Regions from separate parts of the Homo sapiens genome. Here regions 2, 3 and 4 are each linked to region 1. The links are chromatin loops, found by intact Hi-C in ENCODE. Cell type or tissue: heart right ventricle. All regions are shown on one strand. Links, peaks and the distances in the headings refer to the core of each region. The heading gives the core; the rest is flanking DNA.

Region 1 (7,404 bases), core at 1,367-5,366:
ACAACACGGATTTGTTACTGAACAGTTCTAGAGTCAGAAGTCTAAAACCAAGGCGTAAGCAGAGCTGCATTCCTTCTGAAGGCTCTAGGGGAGAATCTGTTTCCTTGCCCTCTCCAGCGACTACAGGCCACCTGCATTCCTGGCTTTTGGTCCCTTCTTCTGCTTTCAAAGCCAGCAAGTTAGCATCTTTTCTGTCTGACCTTCCTGCCTCCCTTTTATAAGGACCCTCGTGATTACATCAGACCACCTAGGTAATTCAGAGTAATCTCACCATCTCACAATAATTAACTGAATCACATCTGCAGAGTCCCTTTTACCATGGGAGGTAACACATGCACAGGTTCCAGGGATTAGGATATGGACATCTTTGGCGAGGCCATTATTTAGCGTACCACAGAAATGAATTCTGGACACCCACAGATCTCAACTCAAGTTGCTAAGGGCAGTTCTCATAGGAAGTGAACCCTCAGGAAGGTCCTGAGGTGTGAACTTGAAGTGACTATCTTAGATCAGGGCCAATCTGAGGGGAGTTTAAGTGTCCCTGAACAAAGATTCAGCAGCCCTAGATCAGGAGATAATCAATAAATACCTGCAAAATGTTAAATGGCTAAGTGGCCTTGGCTTCACTCCTTAGGCCTTACTTAGGTTTCTCATGTGTGAACCGAAGAACACCCACCCCGCATACCTTCTGGGCGGCTGAGACCATCTAGTCTGCAGAACAGTGAGAGAGCAAATGTTGCTGTAAAGCCATCCAGTTTTCGGGCTTTTGTTACAACAGCCACAGTAAACGACTACAACACCCTAAGGGCTGTCTTTGTGCCAGGCATTATGTTGGCTACTGACAAATCAAGACATGGGCCCCTGCCATTGAGAAGTCCAGAGGCTAAAAGTAATTGCAAGATGAATCATTCATTTATTCAATGAATATTTACTGCATATGTACTGTATGAGCCGAGAAAAAGAGACCCAGTTCCTAACCTCATGGCACTTACAATCAGAGTTGTTACAGTCCTGGAGTTTACACTTGGAGTTTGCAATTGTGCCGTTTACAAGCCAGGCTTCAAATACATGGTTATATGTGATAGAAGCGTGTAACAGGCATAATAATTATCAGTTCTATCAGAAGCAGGGTGGGCACCTTAGATACATCATCGTGATGATTTTCAGGAGAGGTAACAAGTAGATTCTGATAAACACTTTGTGGTTTCCAAACCTTTCACTGTATTCCCCACTAGATCATCTCTGCCATCCTGATGCCCCTCCTTCCACCTGGCTGCACCTTCTCTGCTTTCCATTCCCCCCAAATTCCCCTCCACGGAGGGGCACATGGAAGTGCTCAGAACTTTGCTCCTCCCTAACACTGTCTCCTGCAGACCTAATGACTCCTATGGCTTTAGCACCACTACCTTTGGTGGGGACCCCCAAGGTTTGCCTTCCAACCAGACTCGTCAGTTACAATTCTGCACCATGCACCACCCCCCAAGGGCCCCTAGCCCCTCACTCCCAGTGTGTCTCCCCACAATCTCCTATACATGCATGTGCACATCTGACTTAAACTCAGTTACTTCTCATCTCTTTCCTAACTTTGTACATTTTTTCTGTCTTTAGGATGGAAAATTTTGGAGTAATTCTTGATTCCTCTTTTTCTACTCCTACCTCCAATATTCTGCCAATCATCAAATCCTGTCCATATTTAATAAGTATTACTGAATTGCAGTATTGATAAAACAACCTTGTCCTGAGAGTCCAGAGTTCTGAGTTTTAGCCCAGAGTCTAACTGTTTGACCATGAAATTATTTATGTAACTCATTTTGCTTGTCTGTGAAATGGGAGTTTGAGCAAGATAAGCTTTAAGGACTCTGGCAAATATTGCTGGTTGCCTACCCACTATCCATTCTCCTTTTACTCCTTAACAAAACCCTGATTCTTTCCTGGGAAGTGATATGCTCAGCCACAAACCCTGGTGCTCCCTAGCATCCAGTTTTGCCCTAAGGATGGCATTTGCTGCATCCTGTGTGTCCTCCTGGTCACAGAATCATCAGTGGCTGTGGGTAAGCAGCTGGTCCTTCATGCAAAAGATGAAAAAGGAAAGCATCTGCTTGCTTGATATCTCCATGGGAACATGGTGGTCTGTGCTTTAGAGGCTCAGAACCTGAGAGCAGGACAGACATTGGAGTCCACTGGGTCCCTATTTCCATCTGGCTCAGAGACCCAGACATGTGCAGGGTCTATGATTGCTACAAGATTCTCTGCCGTTGAACACATTCTGGGCCCATATAGCAGTTTCTCCTACTAGCCCTGGTCTCCCTTTTGGAGCTGGAAAAACAAGATGTGTGACAGCCCTTCAGATGTGACAGGTGCCCCCATCCCTGGAGTCTCCTCTTCTTCAGGTTCAGCTGGACCTTCAGCCTGTCAGGGCAGGACTGGTTTCCAGACCCCACACTGTACTGGTTTCTCAAATGTATTAGATAGCAGCCCTCCATCCCTGCACACCTAGGACTAGACTCCCCTCACGAGGCTGTCAATAAGGATACTTTGGGGCTGGGAGCAGTGGCTCACGCCTGTAATCCTAGCACTTTGGGAGGCCAAGGTGGGCAGATCACTTGAGCCCAGGAGTTTGAGACCAGCCTGGGCAACATGTCAAAACCCCATGTCTAAAAAAAATACAAAAACTATCCAGGTGTGGTGGCACACACCTGCAGTCTTAGCTACCCCCAGCTACTTGGGAGGCTGAAGTGGGAGAATCGCTTAAGCCCAGGAGGTCGAGGTTTCATTGAACTGTAATCATATCACTGCATTCCTGCCTGGGCAACAGAGTGAGACCCTGTCTCAAAAAAAGGATACCCTTCATAACTATTTAGGGGCCTCCCCAACACCTTGCCAAAAGTACAGTGCTAAGATGAAAGTTTCCCAGCTCTCTATGGGGAGTCCCTTCGGGAATGATCTCTACACAAAGGCCATAGGGAATTGTCTCCAATCTTAACCTGAACTCAGGAAGGCTACAACATAGAAGTCCAGAAGTTCTGTTATAAGATGCCATTTAGACCCAAAATACTGAAGTGTTCCTGGGGTGCCACATGGAGAGTGCCCTGCTCGGGCTGGGCAAGTTCCCAGCACAAAGGGCTCAATTACTGCCAGAAGCTCCTCTATACAACCTGCCTCCAGCCCCTCTGGCTCCAGCTTCCTGGCAGGGACTAAATAAAGCTTCCCTTGTCCCCTGGATGGGGCTCAGGTCATGCTGTGGACCCGTGTGAGCCTTTCTTCAAACCAGGTGGAAACCCCTCTGACACCATCCCTCAGGGGCAAAGTATGAGTATTATTTTGTGTTGTTTCATCAGTCACTGGTTACCTAAGCATTGCTTTTGGAAAACTCAAAGCACCAGTCAGTTCTCACAGCTCTTTCTGCCATCAAACACTCAAGAGGACCAGGTGAGTATTTAACTTATAATTGCTTAGCAACAGGTATCCAGGCTACGCAGGGGACTTACCAAGTTGTGGTTCCTCTCAGGATCTTCTCCACAGAAAGGAGCCAGGCTGAAAGAGGGATGGGGAAAGAAGCTGAGACTGAGCCCCAGTCCAGAAGAGGCACCTTGAGCAAGGCTGGAGAAAGCCCTCTGGTGTGGAGATGCCCCAGCCTCAAGCAGCTGGCACAATGAACAAACAAAGTAGGGTGATTTCTCCTGCTCAGAGGCCAAATCAGCCAAGGAGGAGCCTTGCAGTCACCCTAGAGCCAAAGTGCCCTGTGCATATAATGTGGTAGACTCACCCCTTATCTCCAGCTGAGCCCCCTGGAGATGCTCTCTGGGATCGGAGATGCTGATCACCTGAGAGCTGTGGCGCCATTCACAGACTCTCCACTAGAGGTCAGCTCTGGGTGAACACAGGGCTCTGCCCCTTCTCCTGGCTGGGAGCTCCAGGGCCTCCAGGGGCTCAGGGCTCAGGGCTCAGGGCTCAGGGCTCAGGGTTCAGGGCTCTGGCCTCTGGAAGGAGCTACCAGATAGGTGAATGTTGAAGTGCTCCCATCTCCCTTCTTTGTACCTGCTGTATCCTCCATAAATCAGCTCTCAGAGACAACATGGCCCAGCACCCTTCCTCTGAAGTCAGAATGACCTAATGACTCCTGTGGCTTTAGCACTGCTACCTTTAGTAAGGACCCCCAAGACATGAAGCCCAGCTGCCCAGGGACCCACATGTCTTGGCCAAGATACCTGCAGTGAAGAGGGAGCCCAGGGTGCAGCTGAGATAGGGAAAGTCCTGTTAGACTTGTCCATGAGACCCCCAAATGTCCCTCCTAGCCCTCTGGAGGTCTGTTTCCCATTTACTCATTGGGCTAGGGGGAAGGAGCTAAATGCTTGCCTGTCTCTATCTAGGAGTCATGGTTAGGAGTGGAGCAGATGGGGGCGTGGCGTCTGGAGCCCTTTTTAAGAAGACAAAAGTATGGCATACATTTGGGTGCTGGACTAACTGAACTCTTAAAAGAAATCTCACTTTGTAGAACACAGAAAATCAGAGCTGCCCTAGTTAGAGGAGGGTAGACACACTCCCAACTTCTGAGTGTCCCTCGGACACCCACCCTCCTGACCCCAGTTTTGAGCAGCCACTGAGGCACCTCTTGGAGAAGCCGAGAGTCTCAAGTACAGCTTGAAAATCATCAGGCAAGGCATCCTGAGGCCTTGAGCATCACCATAAGCCCAGACAGCATCCCCTCAATGCATGTGTTCCTGTCTGATAAAGGAAGGGAGTTGTGAAGCAAGAGGAGACCCTCCTCACACTGGGCAGCCATTGTGTTGACAAGATGAGCTGCATCATCTACCAAAACCCCAGAAGAAAATGCTGGCCTTCTGAGTAGATTCCTGGCGGGCGAATATGGGCAGCCCAGGGTCTCTGAGCATTAGCCCCACTGCTCTCATGGTTGCTTGGCCTAGCCAGACAGCCTCAGGGCATTGGAGGACAAGGAAGAGAGTCCCTGAGGCTATGGCACCACTTCGCCTGCTGGTGGTGTGTGTAGCCCCATCACCGTGTGTGTGATGCAGCCAAGCCAAGGCAGGAGGGAATGTGCTCCACCCCAGCAGGGGCCATTCACCAGGAAGGTCCTTTGGGCTCAGGGATGCCATTTCATCATATTTTTGGCAAAGACTGAACAATGTATAAAGGGACATTGTACATTGTCCACAGGAACTTCCTGAAAAGAGGAGCCAGATCTTAAAACACAAGAGCAACACACATGCATAGAACCCCCACGTGCAAGCACAAACCTCACAGATACTCACAAGATGCACACACTAGTGTGTGGCTTACACGTTTGTGTCCCACACTTCTATGCACTGAGGCAGTATTGCAAAACGGTCAGGAGTGTGGATGCTGAGCCTAGAGAACTCTGTTCTGTCTAGCTCTGTGTCCTCAGGTAAGTTACCCCACCTCTCTGAACTTTTCTTTCCTCATTTGAAAAAGTGCATGCGTCAGAATTATCTACCTCCAAGGCGCATTATGAGGATGGGCTGGAAAACTTACCTGCAAACTCCCAGCCTGAGATTAGTGCCTGACCATTGGAATGTGACTGTGTATGTTTTCCTACCATGATAGGCTAAGTCAGGGGAGCAAAGACTCTGGAAATCATGAGGTGCTTGCTTGTCTTATGCTCTAGGTGATGGGCCCTGGCCCTGGTGGCTGTTGCTGTCTTTATGCCAGTTTTCCAGCTCCAGAGGTCTATGGAGACCAAGGGTCCTTAGCTCACTATGTGTCACAAGACCTGCAGCATGTGGGCCATCAGAGGGATGGCATTTGTGCACTTTCGGCCCATATAGTGCTTGCTGGGAAGGCCCAGGAGTCAATGACAAATCCCCATGGAGGCAGGCACTGACCGCAGGGAGACAATAAGAGGGAAAGAGAGCTAGGATAAATATAGAGGAGAAACTCTAAATAGAGTGGTGACAGATGCAAAGAGAACGAGTAGACACGGTCTGTATATAGAGCTCAGCTTAGAAAGACCATACAGAGGCAGACAGCCAGACACCCACTGATAGACAGGCAGAAACATAGTGAGAAAGACCATTCTCCAGGATCATGGGCTCGAGTAATTGCTCATGCACAGACACCCACACTTGAGGACAGAGAAAAAAAAAGATGAAAACACAGATCCCCATCTGCCTATGACCTTCGTGCCCACTTCGTGCCTGAACTCCCCAGAGGCCCTTTCTTCTCAGCAGCTGTGTTTCTGCCAGGCTCCTGGCCACCAGACCCATATCATGCCCGGGCAGTGGTAGAGCCTGGAAGCGGTAGGCAGAGAGTGGGGCAGAGCAGGTCACCAGCAAGCTGAAGCAGGGGGAGGAGGAGACACAGTGGCTTCAAACAGTTCAGGGTCCAGTGTGGCCATAGGCAATTACCAAGGAGCCCTCACTTGTCAGCCCTGAATTTTAATGGTATTAATGAGACCTCATGTAATTTTCTCCCCGGATAAGGTGCTTTTCTTCTACAATTGCTGGTCCCGTGCACCTGTACCTCTCCCTTGTCCTGGCTTTGCCCACTCGGTGTCAGGGAAGGGGAGCACAGCTGACATCTTTTCTGTCTTCTTTTTATTATTGTAATTAATTATTTGCAAGGGGGATAAATGAGTGTGCTGTCTATGTATGTAATCATCTGACATCCCATTGGTAATTTCCTGCAGGAGGAGTTGGCTGCTGTCCACCGCTGCGAAATGAGGGTGCAAGAGAGAGAGGGCAAAGCAGGAGAAATGAGGCTGGAACATGCCCAGCCCAGCCAATCCTCCTCGGGCTTCCCTCTCCTTGACAGGGAGGTCAGTCATGTATCATGCACGCAGCTCATATGTGTTGGACACTTTCCTCAGGCACAGGGCTGGTTGTGGTAATGGCCACACCTGGTAAGGCCTCTGTCATCCTGGGAAGTCCTCCCAAATGTCCATATGCAGAGTGTTCTGGAGATGGGTTAACTCACCCAAAAACATCTACTCTTGGGTTCTCTCTGGTTCCCTCTTGCCCCTTCAAGTAGTCTTTCTTGGTCTCTTTTATTGATTATGCTTTTTACTTCTTGCCCTTTAAGTGCTGGGGTTCTCAAGATGTCCCTCTTGGCCCTCTTCTCTGCTCACTGTAAAGCACTAGTTCAGGAAGTCCATCCACCCTCAACACATGCTGGGCAAGCCTGCTGGCTTGAGTCAGGCCCAGGGGAGTAGTGAGGAAAGCCCCGTCCCTGCCCACAAGGAGCTCCATCTTCTAGGAACGCAGCCAGAAACACAACTCCAATAAAACCAATGAGCTCTGTCTTTGTGGACTATAAGAAGTGCTGAGGGAGCCCAGACTTTTTTTTCCCTTTCTGGAAAATGAGGATTTTCATGGAGTCTTATAGAGTTGTTGGGATTATTGAATAATGGAAAGTGCTTAGAACAGTGCC
Region 2 (7,404 bases), core at 2,192-6,191, 110 kb after region 1:
CCCTCTTGCTACCCCGTGCACTGCTTGGGCTGGAACACTGGCAGGGTGTTGAGACTAGAGAGCTCCAAACTTTTCGAAGCAGCAGGTGTTTGGGCCCAGCCGCCTCCTCACCCTCCTACCCCACCCCAATAGCTTGCCCAGCAACGGGCTTCCCCTGCTGTGATTGGCTACTTTCCTTGGTCCTGGACAAAGTCTGCCTAGTAGCACAGGGACAGACGCCCCACAGCTAAAGGGAAACCAATTGTGCAGCCTTGACTATAAATACCCCACAGCAGCTATGCCAGCCAATCACCCTCCTTGAGGATTCCCTTCCCGGATCTTGTTTCCTCCCTCAGCCAGCCGAGGCACTGCCAGCTGTGCCTGCAGAAGGCGGTCCTGGCCTCCCTTTCCTCGCCTGATCTGGGGCTCCAGCCCCGCATGCCACATCACCCTGTATTGGAATACACAGTGGACCTAGCCCTTGGCTGACTAGTGTGGGGCTCAGGGACCTAGCTGGGCCTGTTCATAGGAGAAGGCTGGAGGAGGCAGGCTTTCCAGGGCAGGACTCTGTCAGGTGGATCACAAATCCAGCCTGGCTCAGTACCTCACCCCCCACCTTGATTGGCTTCTGCATGGGCCCAGGCACGGGAACCACTGAGCGGCTGATCTGCACAAGAAGAATCATCTAAATGCACCTGTTCAGGCCAATGCCCCAGAGGCATACTTGTTTCCAGACTAAGGCACTGGTCCCATTGGTCACTTCCAGTGACAAGCCCACTGCAAGCCAGCAGGAAGCTATAGAGAGAAGATGGCAGGCCAGAGTGGTAGTGGTGGGGGAACCTCCAGCTGCCACCATCCTCCCCTTGCCCAGCCTTCCCCCCACCCCTCTGAAGCAGAGGTTCAAGGGCAGCTTCAGTAACAGCAGGCCACAGCAGCAGCTGTAAAGAAGGGAGGAAAGGTCATGCTTCCCCTGGGAGGGCAAGTAAGCCTGTGAGCTCCCGCTTCTTGGCCTATGGCAGGAACTAGGCATCACTCCATGGCAGCCTGACCCCACTAGGCTCTGAGGACAACTCTGTGTCCCAGGGACAGAAATATCCCTGCATGTGGAGAGAACGTGTGTAGCGTGCATGCCCTGCAAATGTTTGTGAAACAGAACCAAACTACACATCATCCCGTCTCCTAGGCTGGGGTAGGAGGCAGGCTGGCCCCCTGTTCTTCTCATTAAGAAGCAGGAGGCTCGGCCGGGCGCGGTGGCTCACGCCTATAATCCCAGCACTTTGGGAGGCTGAGGCGGGTGAATCACAAGGTCAGGAGATCGAGACCATCCTGGCTAACATGGTGAAACCCCGTCTCTACTAAAAATACAAAAAATTAGCCAGTGTGGTGGCGGGCACCTGTAGTCCCAGCTGCTCCGGAGGTGGAGGCAGGAGAATGGCACGAACCCAGGAGGCGGAGCTTGCAGTGAGCAGAGATCGCGCCACTGCACTTCACCCTGGGTGACAGAGCGAGACTCCGTCTCAAAAAAAAAAAAAAAGAAGCAGGAGACTCAACTGGGAGTCAGAAGACCTGAGGTTCAAGTCCCAGGTCAGAACCTCCCAGCCTGCTCCACAGAAATGTGTGAAGATCAATGAGGCATCTGTGTATGCAGTGCTTTTGAAACTGTGCCTGGTGACACCAAAGTTGGGAGTTATGGCTACAAAGACCATGGAAGACTGGTAGCCTGTTCCAGAAGAAACCCAGCCTGTGCTGGCACCTGCTAAGAGGCACAAGGGGTGTGTGCACAGGGGCTTCCAGGCATTTGTCTCCATGCACAGTGTCGTGCTGGTTTGCACATGTGCACACTGTGAGGGTGTGCACACATTTAGGCCTGGGGATGTGCTTGGCCCCCGCCAGCCCACCTTTCCCGCAAACACATACAGCTCTTTGCTCTGCCTGGGGAAAATTCCCCAGTGGTCACTGCAGGCCTCTCTGTCTTCCTTAAATAGAAAACTTGGTGGAGAAGCAGCACCCTCAGCAGCCCCAGGTCATCACTTCCTACAACAGCCAAGGTAAGTGATTCGCCGCTAGCCGTGACCTCCCCTGCAGAGGTGTGCCCAGACCTGATGCTCTGGCCAGCGACAGCCCAGGATGTGGAGCTCAGACTATGGGGAGCAGGGTCCTCTCTGCTCCCATGGGTGTTGGAAAACCCTTTTCCTCTCCCTGCGTCTCATGGGAAGCAGCAAGAGGCTGCACAGTCTCAGTCTTCCCCTCACCATGAGATCAAGAAATAAAGCCCATGGGCCTCAGAGCACGCTGCTGTCATCATCATCACTATTACTGTCATCACTATTCAACATTCAACATTTGTTGAATGCTAACTATGTGCCAGACACCCTGCCAAGCCACTTATGCACTTATTCTCATGTAAATTAAGCTTCACAGCAACCCTGTTTGACAGGTACTCCTCTTTACCATCCTCAAATTACAGATGAGTAAACTGAGGCTTGGAAAGGCTGTCATGTGTTCAAGATCACATGGCCAGCAAGAGTCAGAGCTGGGCAGTCTGAGCCCCAGCAAGGCCTCAGCTGTTAACCTTCACACATCTCTGCTTCCTCATCTCCCCTGGAAACCAGCCTCCCTCCCTCTGGCTCATGGCATCCAAGCCCTCCCTTGTCCTGACCAATAGCAGTTCTTCGGCCTCTCCTGCTGAGACTGAGCCTTCCCAGGGCATCCCACCCAGTGAGTTTGCCACAGCAAGGCAGAGTGAGAGGCACCTTCATTGGGAGTCCTCACTTTTTGGGGACAGGCTCTGGGGACTCGGGGAAGGCAGGCAAGGGCATCACTGACTACAGTTGACTGGATCTGAGCACACGACAAGATAGAGACAGGAGGGCCCCACAGCAATGGTGACAGGAGGCCAGGTTAGAGACTCTCACGCCCACCTTGGTTAACTGCTGTGCATTAAATACTGGGCCCTGGTGTCTGAGTATTCTCACAGGCTCAGCCATAAGAGTTCATCACGCTTGCTCTGAGAGTTGATGTCCTAACCTATAAGGAAATTATCTGATCAAATTCAGAGGCAGTGATTTCCCCCATGCCCCATATGAAACAGGAGGACTCTGGAGGCCCCGGAGGATTGGAGCCTCTCAGGGAATTGCTCTCTGAAATACAGGTGGACAAGCTTCTCTATAGAAAGGCGCTGGCAGGTAGTGATGAAAGGCCAGCCAACTGGGATTACCAGCATGGGGGAGCTGGCTCTCCTCACAGTACAGGCCAGTGTCCCTTTAAGCCAGAATTCCTGAGAATGCAGCTCTATGACAGCCTTAGAGACCTCTGTGGGCCCAGCAGGACCTGCCACCAGCCCTGAGAACTACAAGGACAAGCCCATGCTCTGTCCTGTTGCTTCTCTAAAATGAACTCAACTGCACATGGCTCAACACAAAAAAAAGGACTCAGAGATATCTGGCTATAATGAGAGTGGATTAGCACCACTTACCTCACTTAGTGAAGAAGACAGACAAAGGCCCCTGTCCTTGTGGAGCTGACATCCTAGTGAGGAGACACAGACAATCCTGACAAGTCAAACACCCTGAGCCAGATAAGGTATAAGGGGGAAGTAAAGCAGGAAGGATGATAAGGGGTGTGTGCGGGTATGGGGTCTGGGGCTGTGCGGGGTTGTATATTCATTTCCTATAGCAGCTACAGGAAATTTCCACAAATGAGGTGGCTTAAAATACTGCAGATTTATTCTCTTACACTTCTGGAGCCCAGAAGTCCAAAATCTGTTTCACCGGGCTAAAGTCAAAGTGTCAGCCGGGCCAGCGTTTTTTAGAGGCTCTAGGGGTGCATTCATTCCTTGCCTCTTCCTGCTGCTAGAGGCTGCAGGCCCACCATGGCTTGTGGCTGCCTCACTCCAAACTCTGCTTCCATTGTCACATTGCCTTCTCTGCTTATAAATAGCTGACTCTCCCTGTGCTCCCTTGTTTAAGGATATGTGTGGTCGCATTCAGAGCCCAGCCAGATAATCAGGATGGTCTCCCTATCTTGAGATCCTTAATTTAATCACATCCACATAGTCCTCTTTACCATATTAGGTAACATTCACAGGTTCCAGGGATTCTGGCATGGATATCTCTAAAGGCCATTCTTCAGCCTATCCCAGGGGACAATTTAAAGTGGAGTAGGTGAGAAAGGCCTCACTGAGAAAGTGACATCTAAGCAAGGAAAGAGGTAAGAGCAAATGATGTGGGTATCTGGGGAAGAGCTTCCAGCAGAGGGAGCAGTGAGCGTGAAGGCCCCCAGGCAGGAGCGTGTCTGCATGTTCAAGGAGCAGGAAATTGTGCTGTGGAGAGGAAGAGAGGGGCATGGGCAAGGTGGGGGTAGCAGAAGAGCCAGAGAGGACACAGGGCAGAGTTGGCAGGGCCTGGGAGGCTTCTAATCTGAGTGTGATTGGAAACCATTAGATGGTTGTAGACATCCAATGCGTAGAGAATAAACAGAGGGGGCAAGGTTGGAAGCAAGACAACCCTTAAGAGGCATTGTGATAATCCAGCAAGAGAGGTTCCCCCATGGTGTGGATTTGGGGTATACAAGAGAGGAGTCAAGGCTTGGGACCTGAGCAATGGGGAGGATGAAGATGAGGGAGATGCAGGAAGAGCAGGTTGGGAAAGAAACATGAATTCAAATTTGGCTTTGTTGAGGTTGGTGCCAGCACCTGCCATTTTGGAAAGCTGTGGCCAGGGAATCGTTACTCCATGTGCCACTTTCTTATTCATCTCATGAGCCTTGACAACCTTTGGGCTCTGTTCTGCGAACCACACCGGCCCCCAGAGAAGCCTTCTTGGAAGCTCTATCACAGTAATAGCGTTGACCAGAGGTGGGACACTTGGTGTGTGCCAGATATTAAGCTAAGCCCCTCTCACGGCTCACCTCATTTAATCTCCACAACCACCTTTTGTGGAAGGTTATCATCCTCATTTTACAGATAGGGAAGCTCAAAGATATTTAAATAACTTGCCTGAAGTCGCATACCAGACCCAGAAGTTGAACCCATGTCTGTGGGCTCTCGAAAGCGGTGGGCTTAACTACTCCCCCATACTGTCTCTTCCATACAGGACAGGGACCAATCTGGTGGTGTTGATTTGGGTGCAGTACCCCCCACCCAACCCCCACCCTCAATGTGCAGTCTGAGATTTCAGTCTGAACTCATTGCTCGGAATGGTTCAACATTTTCTCTCCTCCTCAGCCTCTCTTTCAATGGTAGACTTTATGCAACAGGTGGCAAAGGAACATTGGAATCTTGGGTCATGGGAAGGGGCTTTGGAGATGGATCTGTAGTGGGTGTGTGGGTTGAATGAATTTGTAAGGAGAGTAATCACAAGGAGCCCCTGCAAAGAACATTCTTTCTTTTTTTTTTTTTTTTTTTTTTTTTTTTTGAGACAGGGTGTCACTCTGTGGCCCAGGTTGGAGTGCAGAGGTGCGATCATAGCTCACTCCAGCCTCAAACTCCTGGGCTCAAGCAATCCTCCTTCCTCAGCCTCCCGAGTAGCTGGGACCACAGGTGAGTGCCACCACATGGCTGGTTTTTTTTTTTTCGTTTTTTGTAGAGATGGGGTCTCACTATGTTGCTCAGAATGGTCTCAAACCCCTGGGCTCAAGCAATCCCCCTGTCTCAGTTTCCCAAAGTGCTGGGATTACAGGCATAAGCCACCATGCCTGACCCCAAAGGACATTCTTGAGGAGTCAGTTTTCTGTTGAGGCTTCTGTCCTCAAGGTCATCAGCCCTTATCCCCATGCAAACACTTTGTAGAGTAGTCTTCTTTGATGTGTGCACTAGGGTCAAACTGCCATGTTTCCAGACCTCAGACCTCCCTGTGGAGCTCCAACCCATAGAAGGAATCATGAATGGTCCTTTGTTTTCCGTTCCTAATGGAAGCCATGGGCAGGGCTGCCAGTGATGCCCTTCATCATGCACACCAGCAGATGCCCAGTCACAGCCCTGAGCTCTGGAACACTAGGTTGTCATCTCATAATGAGAGCTGCTGAGTGGGGTTTTCATGCTGTGTTTGGCAGTACCCCCTAAGGGTGGTGTTCCATCATGTTCTACAGAGCTAGACAGTCCCTGTCACCATCTAGCAGGCTCATTCCTGGGATGTCACTGCTTTCCACTTCCTGACTACTGCATCCTGGGTGGAATCACAGCATGTCTCTGTTGAATATCTAACCAGGGACTCTTTAAGGGTATTTTTTTTTAAACTACCAATGCTTTAGCTGTTTTCCTGACTCTAAGCTACTGCAGGAAAAAAAAAAAAAAACTCCAAAGTAGAAAAAAAAAAAAGGCTGTAAATGTGCCAACCTGTTATAGAAAAAGTTAACAAACACCTTAAACCAATGATGGCAAGTATTTCACATGAATCCCATGACCCCTCCACACACATATACACCCGTGTGCATGTGCACATGCACACACACACACACCTGACAGTCTTCGTTAATTGATCCCTTCAGGCAGCCACTTCCAATCAGTCAGAGTTAATGAAAAACATGAAACCTGTTTGCCATACTGCGTTAGGTGTTCTGAGCCAATTAGGCCTTTAGATAAATCCTGATTGAAACCTGAAGAGATCTGGAGAGCAGCTGTCAGGTGGAAGAAACCTGACTGGGTGAAAGGCAGGGCAGTAAGCATGTGGACATTCTTGTGCTTGCCTGTATGCTCTGTTTCTGAGAAGGCAGGGAAAAGCAAGGAGAGCTGGCGGGGTCTAGGAAAGGGGCCAGGGAGCCCGTTCTCAAGATTAGCAGAAAATAATCTCTAACATGCTCTTAACTAAGACGGTCAAAGCTGCAGCTTCAGAAATGTGATTTTGTTGACAACTGGTGGAGCTGGGGAGGGATGCATGAGAGAGGCCAGCCAGGCAGCCTGGAATCCCAGGAAAGGCCTCCTGTAGGTTTGGTTGTGGTGGTTAATAGTCAAGATTGGAATAATGTACTGTACTTAGGCTGTACTTAGGGTTTAGATCTGACTGCGAATTTTACTCCAAATGATCTACTCTCTGTTAGAGATTGGCCACACTAATATTTTTTCTTAAATTAAGAGTTTTATTTGATCCAGTAGCGTCATAGCCAGCAAACTCTCTCCACTCCATGCCTTAAGGAAGCATAAAGCTATATTGTGAATGCTTTTCCCCTTGAAACAGCGTGTCCAGCCCAGGCCCAGTTCCTGGAGCCAGCAAAGCCTCCCAGTGGTGCCCTCACACAACAGTAAGTGAGAGCAGGAATCACACTCCCATGCAGATCAGGGAGGACGAGAAAGTGGCTGTTTTCCTTGAGGGAATGCTAAGCAGCAGCACAGCTTTGGGGGAGAACCGGGAAGTGGGATTCAGGAAAATATTGGACATTGACCCCTGTCCAAGAGGGAAGAGGAATCACAGAAAGGAGAGAAGGGATTAG
Region 3 (7,404 bases), core at 2,146-6,145, 100 kb after region 1:
GTCTGGAAACAGGTTTGCCTGGCATAACTGCTCCAGAGGGGATTGATATGATTTCCAAATTTGGTGGGTGTGGGACAAGAGCAGGGGTGAGCTTCCAAATTAACTATTGGGATTGTAAAAAGAGGCACCACAGAGAACTGGCATTCCCCAGAAGCTCCAAGGACTGGGGTACCCAGGAAGGCTTCAAAGTAGAGGGGAGGGAATGGCTCCAGTTCCTTCTATACCCGCCCTCCAACTGTGAAACCACATTCATGAGACCCTCCCCACAGGGTCTTGAAGGATGCTTAAACTGTACTTGCCAGGGAAGTCCAAAGGGGTTTTCCAGGCAGAAATCATAGCAATAGCAAAGGCTCAGAAGCAGAATCAAGCTAAGCCAGGCCAGTCAAGAGGCCATGGGAAGCCTACACTGGCTGAGGAAAGGTTTCTGGGAAAGGTATCCAGTATCCCATGTAAGGATTCACTCATCTCAGGGTAGGCTGAGGGAGTTAGGAGACTGGAACTTGGTCTGTTACTCTTCACCAACTCACAGAACTCTCTGTGTGCCTCTTCCCCACGTCATCAATGGAGAAAATTCCCTGCCAAAAGCCTTTATTGCATTGGCTTACTTACTCTATCTCTATAGAGAAGAGAGAAACTTGCCTCTTGGAATCCCAAGAGTGGTAAAAACAGCTATGACTGATGGTCCCAGCAAAACTACCATTTCTGAGGGAAAACAGTGGGGGTCAAAACACACTCCTCTCTGGTGACAGCTTCAACTGCCAGGAGCAAGCCCTGCCCCTGGTGAACCCTCCTTATCTCCAAGACAGCAGAACCAACTCAGGGCCCAGAACCATTCAGACAACTGACAAATCTCACCTTCTAGCAGAGGAGTATCGGATGCAGGGCTGCTGACAGCTGGATGTGTCTAAGTGTTGAATTTGACAAAGGTGACAATACAACTATTTTGACTGTCCTTTGTCTTTCTGTATCCTGGAATTCCCACTCATTTTGATTAAAATAAAGTTTTGCTCAAGAATGGAGAAAGCCCCTGGTTTGTCAGCTACTAAGACAAGGATGCAGATTAATTATTTAGGTCGGAATACAGAGAGCCTTGCATCTTTTTTATTCAAGATGGTAGCAGGATGGAGGGGCTAGTATGGTGTGTTTGGGGTGTAGAGGACATGGTTTCTGTTGAAGCATGTGTGGGTTTGGTAGGGAAAAAGGAAGAGATGGGTCTGGAGATTTGCAGGCTGAGCGTTCTGTTATTTGTCCCGTTGATTGTGTGAGCAGCTGGAGGGAGGATTTGAGCAGAAGGGATACAGCCTCTACTTGAATGATATCCCAGCCACCTCAGTGTTCTCTTGTCTCTCCTTCCCCTTTCCTGATACATCCAAATGCCTTCAGCCACATCACCTTCCCCATGGTGTCTCCCTCTCAGCCCAAGAATGGATAGTGGGGAAGAGGGGAAGCAGCTAAGTCAACCCAGGCCAAGGATGGGAATAGAGTTGGCATTAAGAAGAGCATCTCATCTATGCTCCTGGCAGGCCCCAGAAGCTAGGCTGTTGGACTGATGGCCATGGGTAAACCTCTGAGAAGAGGGTCTAGGTGTCAGGCACCATCAGGATCCAGGGGCAGCAGCATCTCCCAGAGCAGTCGAGGTGACTCCAATTTCAGGAGTTTGCTCCAAAGCGGTGTTCACACTGCAATTCTTTCCAAAGGAAACATTGGTCAATGTCTGGAGACATTCTAAGTTCTCACAATAGGGAAGTGAATGTGATTGGCATCTAATGCGTAGAGGCCAGGGATGCTGCTAGACATCCCACAGTGTACAGGAAAGCCCCACCAAAGAGAATTATCTGGCTCAAAATGTCAATAGCGCCAAGGATGAGAGGCCCTGCTCCGAAGCTGTCTTCAGACATAGCAGAGAGACAGGAGGCCTCCACACCATTTCCCCAGACCCCTGGCAGCACATTCCCAGGTCAGAATATCCTTCTCCAGAGGCAGTTCTGGGAGGGGGCACCAGAGTTTGCGAGTTCCTAGCAATGACACTTTCCAGCAGGAGAGCAAGGGTTGGGAGATGGGAATGCAAGTGTAAGGAAAGGGGACTTCAGCTCCCCCCACCATCACCAACACTCAGACCCATCCGGCAACCAAGGGTGCTGTACACAGGCTTCTAGTTGATTTCAGCACTTCAGACAACCTGACACTTGAAGGAGTTAGACAACACTGACTGGCCCAGGGTAGTTGGGGGGACTCTGGGACCTGAGATCTGCCTCAGCAATCTCCAACACCCCAAGAGCTTTGCATAATGCATAGTTCTTACTTCCCCAGCCACATAGAGAGTAAGTGTTAGCCAGCCTCCCAGGTGTGCGCGCGCGCGTGTGTGTGTGTGTGTGTGTACCTGCACACATACAGACAGGACAAGACTCACTTTAGCAGAAGGAAACCTGCCTTGGAAGTCAGCCATCTCCACTTGCCTGTCTATGGCCTCAGCTCTCTAGGGACTCCAGTTCAACATTACTGGAAGCCAACAACCTCTCCTTCCATCAGATGCCCAGTGGGTGAGTCAGGGGGTGGGGTGGTGGGGGGGGGCGCTGGTAATGCAATAAGACAACAGCCTTTACACGGAACCAAACTCTGAGCCACTGTTATTGGAGGAAGACCTTCAGAATCTCAGAGTGTGGCTGTGACATCTCTCCTGCTTCTCTGCTCCATCAGTCACTTGTCACTCCATCTTTCCCTTTCCTCACCCTTAAAATGAAGTAAGAATGACAGCTACCATATGAAGACCACTTTCTATACACCAGGCGCCTTACATTCATGCCATTCTCACAACAGCCATGTGAGAAATTTTTATCAACCCAGTGATAAGGGTGAGAAGGTGGAGGGAAAATGGCTGGTCCAAGGTCACACAGCCAGGAAGTGATGGAGCTGGTACTGGAATGCAGTCTGTGTGACACAGGCTGCTCCAAGGAGGATCTGGGAACTCTCAGGACCATGCTACAAGGTGGGGTCCATACACTCCAATGCGGGGAGGGCTCCCAGAGCAAAGGCCTCCATGTGGGGGTGCATTTATTAACAGTAGAAACTCGAATTAGGGGAACGCCCCCAGCAGGGTGGGCCCGTAGTGCCCAGGGGTACCAGGCAGAAGCCTATGTAAACACTCCTGAGACCTACAGCCAAACCCCTGCTGCTGTTGGCTGGGCAGGCCAGGCCGGGCTAAAAATAGAAGGCTTCTCAGGTCCAGCTCCCTGTGCCCCAGCCTCCTCCTCTCCCCCTCCCTCCTTCCCCACAGGGCAGGAGCCAGGCTTCTAGAACGAACCGAGACTTTAAGACTTTCGTTTCAGATCAAAGAGGATCGTTAGCTTGATACTCAATGGGCATGTTCCAAGTTCTACAGGGGCCGTAACTGGGGGGAGCTCCTGACTCCAACACCCCACCCAACTCCCTCCTAGGGAGAGAGAGCTGTCAACCTCCAAAACCAACCCAGGGAAGGAGTGAGGTCGAGGCCAAAACTTGGACAATCTCTGCACATCTTGCAATTCAATCTGGAGCCCCTTTGCTGTCTTTCCTTTTCCTGAATCTACTCTCAATGTTGACAGCACTGTGCGATTTCTGTATTTGCCAGGGGCTTCTCGTGGGAGGTCGGCTCCAGCCCTCTCGAGAACCCTCCGGAGACCGTGGGGATGAGGCAGCGCTCAGCCAGAGAAGCCCTGGAGCCCAGGACCAGCGCTTCAAGTGCACCGGGCGGGAGGCAGGGGCGCAGGGAGGGAGGCTCTGGACCGGCCGCCCCTGCTGACTATGGCCCCGGTGCAGGTCAAGGCTTGGGCCCGGGGATTTCCTTTCAAAGGTGACTTAGAGCCGCTTCATTAGGGTAGCGCCCTCCCAGGCGGGCCCTAATGGCGTGTTTGGCAGAGTCAGCGAAAAGCAGCGCCCTGCGGCTCCAGCGGCGGGGGAGCGCCCTCTTCCGCGCCCTCGCCCTCTCCCGTGTGGGGCAGCTGCGCGCACGGGGCCATTTGCAGCGCAAGCAGCCTAGCGTGCGGCCGCGGCGCCCAGGTCGGAAAGGAGGCGGCATCATGGAGCTGAAGAAGGACATCAACGCTGTATCTATCGACATGCTGCTGATCGTGCACTCGGAGAAGCGGCGCGCCGCACAGGGTACGCTCTCAGACCAGCAGGCGAACCCGAGCTCGCTGCTGCAGCGCGGAGGAGGTAACGCGCGCCCGACCCGGGTCCCCGGGTCCCCCGGCACCTTGGCCTCCTTGCCACAAGGGCCTGCCCGCCGGGGGGCGCCCATTGCTCCCCCGAACGAGGTCAGCGAACCCGACCCTCTCCCCCATGGCTGCCGTCGCTTCCCCGCAGTGGCACCGGCGTCCCGTGGCAACGCGCAGTCCCGTGGCAACGCGCAGCCCCGTGATTGCCCCAGTTTCACTCCCTGTGCAGGCCTGTGGGTGCTTCCGTCACCCCTGGGAGTCTTTTTCCTCCCAGCCACTCCCTAACGGGTGTAGAGCAAGATTGGAAGATACCCTGGAGGAAGGCGGCCAGAGCCTCAGGGCTGACTCATGGGTAGCAGAGGCCTGCTCCCCCCCACAGCACACTGCAGGGCACAGGGGACGCTGGGAAACCTTTGGGCTGAGTCAGACTTTTAGATGGGGAGCTCCCTGTGTGGCCTTGCACAATTTACAGCCTCAGTTTCTCCTTTCTTGAGACTTTCTCCCAGCCTCCTATAGATGGAAGGCATGAAAGGCGTAAAAGGAACGCAGGTTTGGATAGGGTAAGATTTGAAACCTGCTGTCTCCACTTGAACTTATCCATCAATTTTACTTGTCCTACACACTTTCTGGGTAAATTTGTAAGTTGTAGATTGGTAAAATAAAGTGACTGTTTATAGAGTGATTGTGGAAAGCAGGATCCGGGCCTCTCTGTTCTCCAGACGACAGAACACAATGTGAATGGAGTACAGAGGGATGATAATGGAGGTTAAATAAGCCCCTGAAAAGCCAGAGAACCTCAGGGTCCTGGATGGCAAGCTGTCTCCGAGGCTGGTGTGAGGATGCACTAGGCGGACTGCGGGCCAGTTCTTTAGGAGTTAGGCCTGACAGCCCATGCAGGAGAATGACTTCTGCCTCTCTCCTCCCCTCCAGCTCTGGAGCTCCTTGGAATTCCTGCTGCTGCTCTGCCCTTGGTTCTTCTGTCCCCAGAGCCTCTGTGCTCATTGAACATCCACCTTCCACCTGCCTTGCTTAAGTAATGCTGCTGTGGATGGCCTTGCCACTACCAGCCACATAGGCTGGAGCTGCCTCCAGAGCCCTGGGAACCTCTTGGGAAGGCAGGCAGGGGAAAGAAACAGAATCTAGAGGGCTGAGTATGTTGACAGGCGCTCTAGTCTCAGGGCTGATTCCTGACTGAAGCAGGAGTTGTTTGGATTCGTTGGCTCTTTAGTTATCAGACCTACTCTTGGGAGAAGGGGAAATGGCCTGCCCAGGGTATTTGTAGTTAGAAAGTCAACAGAGGGCATCAACTTCTTGATAGAAATGAGACTGCTCTGAATACATGTACCACAGTCCAGAATGCCTTCTCCAGTGTGTGGCGAGGCCTAGTTCCAGGTCAGCCCACGAGTCCCCTACTCCCAATCCTCTCTGATCACATCACTTCTAAAGGCTCTGACACTAGAAAGGGCAAAGAATGCAGAGAAGCCCAGGAAACACCAGGCATCAGGACTGCCCTGAGAGGTGCCCAACACCTAGCACAAACTCGCCATGGCTCCAGACTCATGTATGCACACTAGTGACTATGACAGAGAAAAAAAGACCCCTAATGGCTGGGCCCTTTCTGCTGAACTTTTTCTCCAAATATTTTTCTGATGGCCGTTTCTCACCGATGCTATGAATGACAGTGTAGAGATCTGTGTCACTTATTCACAACCAGAGCAGAGAAGAGGAAAAGTGCATGGCTTTTGATGCCTGGTGGGCAGAGATGATATTCAGGAGACCCCAGGCAAAGCCAGCCTGCAGACCCTTTCCTCGAAAAACAGCCTAAGGGAGGAAAATGCCCAATAAGACCAGCTTGTTCCAAAGCCTCCCATGGGTGCAAGATATAAAACAAACTCTTGCTCACTTCCAGGTATCTCCTCCTTTCTCCTCCACACTCCAGATCCTCCACTGGAGAGTGGATCTTCCTTGGTTATATAAAAGAGGGCCTAGGCTCCATGTCAGAAAAGATCAAAGCTCAATTATTGTTGCAATGCAGAGGATGGAGTAATCCGTAACGAGTGGCCCTTCTGCTGGAAGGGCCTTCTGCTGGAAGTGGCCCTTCTGCTGGAAGAAAAGAGTCAGGGGGACAAGAAGGCAAGGAGAGTGTGGACAGGCTAGGTCACTAGGAATTTGGGCTGCAGAGCCAGCAGATGTTCTCTCCCATTTCTGTAAGGCCCTAGCAGCCTCCCAGTCATTTCCCTAGAACAGTGCTTCTCCAAAACGTGCCTGAAAGCCCTCAACTCCTATCAGAAAGTAGAGTGCATATACTCCTGCAGCAGTAGAGGATATAGCCTATAGCTGCCTGGGGCAAGACCCAATGAGCTTTGAAGTCTTAGGTCTTATCCCAAAAGTCTATGTGGTTTGTGTATTCTACTCCATAGGTGTGTCATGAGGGTTCCAAGTGGTAAGTCACTGGCACTGGCTATGGGGGGCTCTGCAGAAAAGAAGGGTGTTAAGAAGAGAGTGGCGGCCCCTGAGTGGTTGAGAGGGCTGGAGAATAAGACTCAAGGCTGAGCTTCCAGGAACAGTACCGTAAGCAGCACCAACGAGCTGGTCTAGTGAGGAAACCTCCTCGGCCACCAAGGAGCACTGAATACTCCTTCCGCGCCAGGATCTCAATTTTATTGCAGCAGCTCCCGCTGCCAGAACGTATCCCCATGCTGTGCCAGGAACTCGACCTTGCGGCTACCACTTGCAGCCGCAGCCAGAGCGAGAGCTTTCCTTCCCTTCCCTGTTGCATCACCAGGTCCCAAGGCAGAGTGAAACACAGGTACATCAGATTGGCCATGGCTAGGCCATACGTGTTTACCCTCTAGCTGCAAGGGAGGCCAAGAGAACTGGCAACTGTCATTTTCCATTCCCATTGGGATTGACGGTCTTAGCCCACTCCCCCCACTCTATATCAAGACTCTAAAAGTGGGTGATTCACCACATACAGAAATAGGCAGGCAATGTGGATAGCAAATGACTTCTAAAATAATGCTTTCATATGTATGCAGTGGAGAGGTGGAAGTGGAAAATGGGCATCTGTACTACAAAAATTCTCCCTAAATGACCCTGATAACCAACCCTGCTGCCCTTGAAAACTGTTTTAACAGTTTTTAAATGTTTTGAATTTTGAGAGTTGCATTCATTCCCTCAAGGGCATCTTATTCATGGGTAGCCTCTCTCA
Region 4 (7,404 bases), core at 1,419-5,418, 58 kb after region 1:
AGGGGAATGCTTCCAGCTTTTGCCCATTCAGTATGATACTGGCCATGGGTTTGTTATATATGGCTCTTATTATTCTTGTCACTCTTGAATACCCTTGATGTCCATAGTATTTTACTCAATCATTCAAGAAAGAAAGAAGTTTTTTAAATATATATAATGTGTATGTATATATATATGTGTGTGTGTGTATGTATATATACACATATATATGTATATATACACATATATACGTATATATATGTGTGTATATGTATATATACACATATATACGTATATATGTGTGTGTATATGTATATATACACATATATACGTATATGTGTGTGTATATGTATATATACACATATATACGTATATATACACATATATACGTATATATGTGTGTATATGTATATATGTGTATATGTATATATGTGTGTATATATACGTATATATACACACATATATACGTATATATGTGTGTGTATATATATATAATGTATGTATGTATGTATATAATGTATGTATGTATATGTTGGGGCACTGTATGCCAAGCACAAATGCTCTACCTGGGCTTCCAGTTGCTCATGGTGGATTGAACACATGTGTCCTCTTCAAACCCCAACAAAATGACACACACAAAAAAACATATAAAAGCAGAACTAACTCATAGGGAGAAAAACAATGGAGGAAGATGACAGCAAACAAGATGCATGAGCGAAATGTACTATGGAAAGCAGGCAGACAAGGACAAGCAAACTGGCAGACCAGCCAAGGGAGAGCAACACACCTCTGATGGGAGGGGAGCCAAGAAGGAGCTGGTTTCTGCTGCAAACCTGTAACTGTAAGAATGGAAGGCTCTGAAGGCAGGGGGCAAGTGGGGCTGAAAACAGGGGAGTGGGGTGAAGATCAACCTAAGAGACAGTGAGACCTTCATCTCCCTCCCCATCCCACACAAACAAGCAACTGCACCTGGACTAGGGGTTTGATCTAATCTGTGATATGACTGTATTGGAAAGATGTTACTGGGAAATGTCTGTGTGATGGAGGAGGATGATAAGGAAGATAAATCTTCTTATTCCGTGGTTGGAATTCAGTAAAAAAAAAATAACTAAAAACCTAAAAATCAAATGCTAACAGTATAAGGGTGGTAGAAACTGCCAAAATTATTGAAAGCGTTCACCTCTGGGAAGTGTGAATTGTGACTGAGGAGGGGTGGGATAGGAACCTGCTGTTTTTCATTATAAGCCTTATAGGACTATTTGTCTTTTTAAACTATGCCCATGTATTACTTTTATAAAAATAAAAATTGAATTTCTGGCTGCTGTGTGAAGAATAGATTGGAGGAGGACATGGGTAGCACTGGGAACCCATTAAGTGGTTCAGGGGAGAGCTGTTGAGCGCCAGGGCCAGCGCGGCAGGAATGGAAGTGGAGAGGACAGGATATGTTCGCAATGTTTGGAAGACAGAGTCAGCAGAACTTCCTGAAGGACTGAATATTGGCAGTGAAAAAAATCAGAAGAATCAAAATATAGTTTCTAGGCATTGGGTTGGAGGAACTCAGTACAGGCAGAGTGAGCACTAGGGTGGCACAAGCCAGCCACCAAGGGCACAACATGTAAGGAGGCGCTCACTCTTGGCATCATGCAAGTTCAGAGCGGACCCCTGAAAGTGAGAGCCTCTTGACATGTGCCCTTGGCATCTCATGGCCTCACCACGAGCCCAGCCTTGACTCAGTCAGTTCTGGAGCTATTTACTGAGCATCAGGGCTGGGAACAATTAGTGGCAAAGCATGGGGTTCACCAGGGAGGACAAAGAAGGAAAAAGTGTTCTTCTGGACAAGTCATGATTAAGACATCTGTTAATGATCCACATGAAGTTGTCAAGCATGACAAGTCTGCAGCCCAGGATGACAGTCAAGGTTGGAGATAGAAATCCATCCTTGAAAGCTTGAAATTATGAGCTGAGATTGGATAGCCGAGAGAGTGATTGTGATGTGTACAGGAGGGACCAGGTCAGAGACATTCCCACATAGAACCGTGAGGACGACAAGGCAGACAGACAAGGAGCAGCCATCAGAGTGTAGGGAGGCCAGGAAAAGCTGGTGTTTCAGAAGCCAAGAACAAAGTGTTTGCCAAGAGACAGTCTGTCCTGTATGCTTCAGCCCTGCCTCTCCTGACAGAAATTGTACTGTGAGGAGGAGCAAAATGCTTCCTGCTTCTGTCTTGCCCAAGGCTAGCCGCTTGTGTGTTCACCTGGGGCTTGGATAGCGCACTCTCTTTTCCACCTATGGTGGCACCTTTCTGTCAATCCTGTCCCCTCCCAACTTCCAGGCCACAGCGTGCCCTACAGTTTGCAGCTCCTCTCATCCCAGGACCGATCCATCCAGCTTGGTGACTCCGGGTTTGACCCTGCTGCTTTCTAAGGACTGGACTTTAGTCATTCATTTAACAACTGTTTAAGCACATAATGTGTTAAAATGGTGCTAGGCACAGGGGATACAGAGGTGATTAGGACAGATATGTTTATCCAGGGCAGTCCACACTCTCCTGAGACATTTCCTGCTCTGGGCCCCCTTCAGATAAAATACCTCATCTACCTGAGTCTGAATTTGGCCCCAGCCCACTGGCTAGAGCCCCAAGCAAGCCCACTCAGCCCTCTCCAAGTAGTGAGAGGCCTCAGTATTTCCTCTCCAATGAAGTACAGCCTCATTGGAGCAAAGAACCATCCACTTTGGAAAAAGATCTATTCAGGACGTGCTGAAGAAGAGCTAGCTGGTGATGTGCCCATCCAGCTCAGAACCTCATACAGTGCCTGGAATACTGTATACATCCCAGTGGTGTGTGAAACGATGGATGAATGAAGTGCTCACCCTGTGTTAAAATACAAAGACATAGAAAGTCTTTTCATGGGAGACATTGATGGAGGTAGCCTGAGAAAGGAGAGAGCAGTATCAGACTACCTGGAGACAAGGTGTGGGCGAGGGCAGCCTGAGGTCATGTACCTGCTCCCCACTCCACCCTGGAGTTAGCTCAGCACCCTATTCTCCAGAGCGTGAGGCTTTAGCAGCAGTTTGGAGCCACCTCTCAATAATCTCTGCCTGACAGGCAGCAGCTGCAAACTTCCAGCAAGAGACTGCATTCTTGGCAGGTCATTCCTGGCCTCCCAATCCCATCTCTATGGAAATTGGCCCTGGAGGTGGAGGATGGAGACGGCAGCCCCTCCATGCCCTCACTGGCAGCCTTTGCTTTTGCTCACATCCCGCCCCCCTTCACTCAGAAGCCAGAGAATCTAGCCTATCTGATGAAAGATCCCATTTATTGGTCTCTGGCTCTACTGAAGTGCTGCTTGGCATGCCCCTTTGCCAGCTCTGTAGAACTTTCCAGAGTCAGCTGTCCAGGTACCTATATTTGGCTATCCTACCAAGCCCTAGAGCTGATCTCCACTGCAGCCTAGCTGCTTTGGGAATCTCTGCACGGATACACAACTTGCTGGTTTGAAAACAAATACTGATAAGAGCTGCTGAAGGTGAAGCAGTTGGAAAGTGTGCCATCCATGCTGTGCCGTGGGGTGTCAGGTTGGCGGGGTATCTGCCCATGTCTCCACCATCCCATCAGACACCCTGAGCAGAATGGCAAGACTGTGCACGCAGTCTTCCATGTCTGGACAACCTGTATGTTCATGCTGTGCATCTGACACTCGTGTCCTAACGGAGGGACATGTGTGCATCAGAGGACAACCCACATTCTGCTCCAGGCCCCGCCTGCCAGCCAGCTGGAGCTCCACTCCCAGCCCATCAGTTTCATACTCCTTGATTTTCCCAAGTGGTTGAATAGTTTACTGTCGGTTACTCTTGTCATTTTACAAAAATGACTGGGAAATGAGAAGAAAAAGCTAAGTGCTAATGATAAGAACAGGCCTCAAAAGCTCAACACAGTTGACACGAACGTGGGAATCAGCAGGCATTACTGAAAGAAGCAAATCTGCCGCCCATAAGCTGAGGCCCATTAGCTTAGGCCTGTGAGCAGTGTGTGTGCAGGTGTGGGTACAATCATGAGGGAAGAGGGCCGAGCAAAGAGCATGAGTGCTGGGAACACTCCAGCACCTTTGAAGACTGTGTCTCATAGGAATGCCATGGAAGGTGTAGTCCTCCAAACACTTCCATCTCCCCATACCTCTTTCTAAAGTGGGATTCTGTTGTAGGACCTGTACACAGCCCATCTACATGCATGTTTTCAGAAAGCCACGTGCCCAAAACTAAATGCCAGAGGGTCTGCCCCTGCTTGAGAGGGCAGTGTGTGTATGTCTTGCCATCGAAAACACCCTGTCAAGTTTTATCCCACAGTGTTATGACAAAGCCTCCACCCAACACTAAGCTTATCTCTTCAAAAAAAAAGTTCTTCTTTATGTTAGGCTGAGATGCTACTCCCTCTACACATCTGTCCTTGATGCTAGTTTTACTGTATGTGGCATTCTTAAGAAATCCATTCCCTGTCTCACAGGAGAGCCCTTCAAACATTTGAAGATAGCTGCTGTGTTCACACCACCTCCCTTTTCCCACTCTCAATAATTCCTCAAGGGAGTTGGTATCTTGACCAGACCAATCACTCACCCCTGGACAGGTTCTATTGTGTCAAAGCTCCTTGAAGAAGGGCTGGTGCTTTAGCAATGTATGTCAAGTAACTTAACAACGTTCATAGTTTTACTTCCATGATCTGACTTCCTGAAATGTATCCTAAGGAAATGATCACATAAATATCTGGAAGAGCCAAGTTTTGCTCTTACAATTCCCTCCTGAATTATTAGCATTTATTATGCAATAATGGGAAAGTGGACACATAAAGTATGTCACATCCATATCATGATGGAATATTGTATAATCATAAAACACTATCTTTTTGACAAGTAAGGAAAAAAGCAATATACATGTTTGAATACTCAATATTATACACACGCATACCCTCTTGCACACACTTACACATATACACACACACACGTGGGCATGGAAACACCCTTAAAGGTGAACAGTTCCCACCATAATACCACCAATGCTTAGTTGATGGTACTATGGGCAATCATTCTTTCTCATTTTGTCTGCATTTCTTCAATATTCCACAGTGATCATATACTACTTCTAATTCACACAAAGAAAAGTTATTGTTTAAAAACATGATACCCAGAATCAGACTCAGGATGCCGCATGTAGTCTGAGCAGCACAAGGCTTGGTCTTGTCCAGAAGTACAACAGGCACTGTTGGCTCCTGTTACACTCACTGTCAACCAACAGCCCTGAGACATTTTGCAGGAGCTGCCCTTAACCCAGCACTCCCTGCTGGTGACACCATGTGAGTGATGATTTTTGCCATAGTACAGAGCTTGTCCCAGGCAGAGAATGCACAAGCAAAAGAAGATGAAGGCGGCAATTCAAGGGCAAGTCACGCTTAGAGAGTGAGTAAAACACTGCCCACAGCGACATGTCTGCCTTTCACATATTCCCCTTGGAACCAGACATTGCCAGGCCATTTTCATATATTAAGGGTGGCAAGGTAGACTAACTTCAGCCACATGACACGCTCCTCTGTGTCTCTAAAAGAGCCTAACCAGGTGTTTGTCTTATTAGGCAGACAAGGTGGAAAGCAATGTCTGATGGGCAAGGGAGAAGTACACCAGGGTGGTGAAAAGCCCGGGGGCACTCACTAGCTATGTGTCCTTAGGCAAGTTGTTCTACTTAACCTGTCTGAGCCTCAGTTTTCACCAGTGTAAAATGGAGATACCACTGGGACTATGTCCCCAGATTGTAGTGAGGATTCACTGAGTTAGTACACATAAGCACTTTGAACCATAGCTATCAGCCATCTGTGTTCACAAGCCACACAGGCAGACCAGGAAGGAGACCTCGGTTGCTTGGCCCTACCTCCAGTGCTCGGGCCATCATGCCCACTGCCCTCTAATCAGTTTCCTAGGCGCAGGTGAGTTACAGAAGTAGAGAGGCATGTGCACCAGCCATTACGCCTTTCTCTGGGTACGGTCCAGAGCCCCTTCTTTCCTTCCGGGAGTCTATAAGACCTTACTGCTGTGCCTCTGCCCAGCTTCACCACCACAGCCAGCACATGTGGCATAGCCGTCACCTGCCAGGATCCATCTCCGTCTGCTCACAGAGACCAGATGGGCCACAGTGTCCTCCTGTGAGTCGGGTCTCTGATGCAAGGAAGCAAGAAAGGTCATCACCATGTATGGGCAGGCCCCATCTCTCTGTAAACTCATCTCTCAATAAATGATGAGTGTTGCCACCTCTTACTCGAGAAGCCAGGCAATGTATGCTCAAGTCTTTCCAATCAGAGTTGTTTCTACAAGCCTTTGGCTTCTGTGGGGAACATTTGGTTTCAAAGGAAATGGGATTTCCCCTTCAATATTCTTCTTGGATGACAGGTCTGTGATTGGAATCAGGACATGAAAAATCATGCCCCAGTGGTTATTTCCATTAGTGGCTCTTGACTTTGCAATGACACCCGCAGCACAGAGAGCCCAGTCCCTCCCACCTCCTACCCCGCACAGCTCAGGCAGGTCCCGGCCGGCTGACCTGGAACTTTTTGGTATTTCAGATCCCTGTGCTATCTGGTCAGGAGCTTGACTAACTCATCTTTGCAAGAACCTGCTTCACAATTGCTATTTACATCACTTTCCCTCAAGACCCTGGTCTTGTCCAGCCATCTTCCACACCACAATGTGCTGGAAACCCTTACATGCACACACACAAATACAAACACACGTGCCCACACATGTGCACACACCCACACAGCAAACGCTTGGTTCTCTATCTGTGGCAACCAAACCTTGTGAAGTGCTAATTTGCCTGACATGCTGAGAAAGAAAAACTTGTTTATTGTCTAGGTTGCAGGGTGTCAGAACCCTGTGGAGCCTCAGTGAAAGAAATGAAGGGGGAGCTGAATGCTGAAAAGAAGAGCAAAATGAGACCACACTCAATACTGAATCCTTGAAAAGGGCTCTGTGAGAAAGAATGCAGTGAAGCAGCAGCCCCTGGCATCTGGCTTGTGAGCCTGTTCCTTGTCCTAGGCTGGAGCCCTGGAGGACAGTGACACACTTGTTATGTCCCTCACACCCAGCACAGGCCCAGGCACAGACAAACATTCCAGACAAACAGGCACAGACAAACATCCTTGTTGATGCTGGAATGAAGAAGAGTGAAGATGAGCAGGGTAGATCAGCTCCGCTCAGGGACTCCAGGCTGCTCTTTTACTTAACTTGGGGAAGGGTTTGGGGAACAACAGTGACTTTGCTGAGCAGGATGTCAACTGAAATTAGGCATCTTCTGCAGCCAGATGAGGAGCCTGGACAGAGGGCTAGGAGGGAGGGTGCCTGGCTCCACAGTGCTCACAGGCCTATTCTGGACCAGGAGAGCAGGCGTGC

What was found. Peaks named below come from ENCODE experiments on the same cell type or tissue, not always from the same donor. Only the 100,000 strongest peaks of a DNase experiment are listed, where the experiment ranks them.
Region 2: it touches region 1 in a loop (2.1-fold over the local background); 23 of 110 quality-filtered maps call a loop at or near these places.
Region 3: it touches region 1 in a loop (9-fold over the local background); 25 of 110 quality-filtered maps call a loop at or near these places.
Region 4: it touches region 1 in a loop (2.7-fold over the local background); 7 of 110 quality-filtered maps call a loop at or near these places.

What each region holds. Positions count from the first base shown.
Region 1 is chr3:134,751,789-134,759,192 of GRCh38, reverse strand. It overlaps a transcript of CEP63 not described here. Among named protein-coding and RNA genes, the nearest start is that of EPHB1, 40 kb to the left of the region's middle. In heart right ventricle, for the core only: CTCF peaks have their summits at 3,848 (motif pointing right), 4,809 and 5,015; no DNase peak of the experiment used is centred there; H3K27me3 peaks cover 298 bases.
Region 2 is chr3:134,637,939-134,645,342 of GRCh38, reverse strand. KY (kyphoscoliosis peptidase) reads left to right here. Exons shown (of 11, transcript NM_178554.6): 3 at 1,965-2,027. It also overlaps a transcript of CEP63 not described here. Among named protein-coding and RNA genes, the nearest start is that of KY, 9.4 kb to the left of the region's middle. RefSeq lists enhancers at 550-1,214, 1,472-2,313. In heart right ventricle, for the core only: a CTCF peak has its summit at 4,229 (motif pointing right); a DNase peak (open chromatin) is centred at 4,252; H3K27ac peaks cover 703 bases.
Region 3 is chr3:134,647,612-134,655,015 of GRCh38, reverse strand. KY (kyphoscoliosis peptidase) reads left to right here and starts at 3,994. Exons shown (of 11, transcript NM_178554.6): 1 at 3,994-4,191. The coding sequence starts at 4,056. It also overlaps a transcript of CEP63 not described here. In heart right ventricle, for the core only: a CTCF peak has its summit at 3,949; DNase peaks (open chromatin) are centred at 3,205 and 3,815; H3K4me3 peaks cover 2,239 bases; H3K27ac peaks cover 3,126 bases; H3K27me3 peaks cover 512 bases.
Region 4 is chr3:134,694,250-134,701,653 of GRCh38, reverse strand. It overlaps a transcript of CEP63 not described here. Among named protein-coding and RNA genes, the nearest start is that of KY, 47 kb to the right of the region's middle. RefSeq lists an enhancer at 7,338-7,404. In heart right ventricle, for the core only: a CTCF peak has its summit at 3,462; a DNase peak (open chromatin) is centred at 5,303; H3K27ac peaks cover 3,339 bases.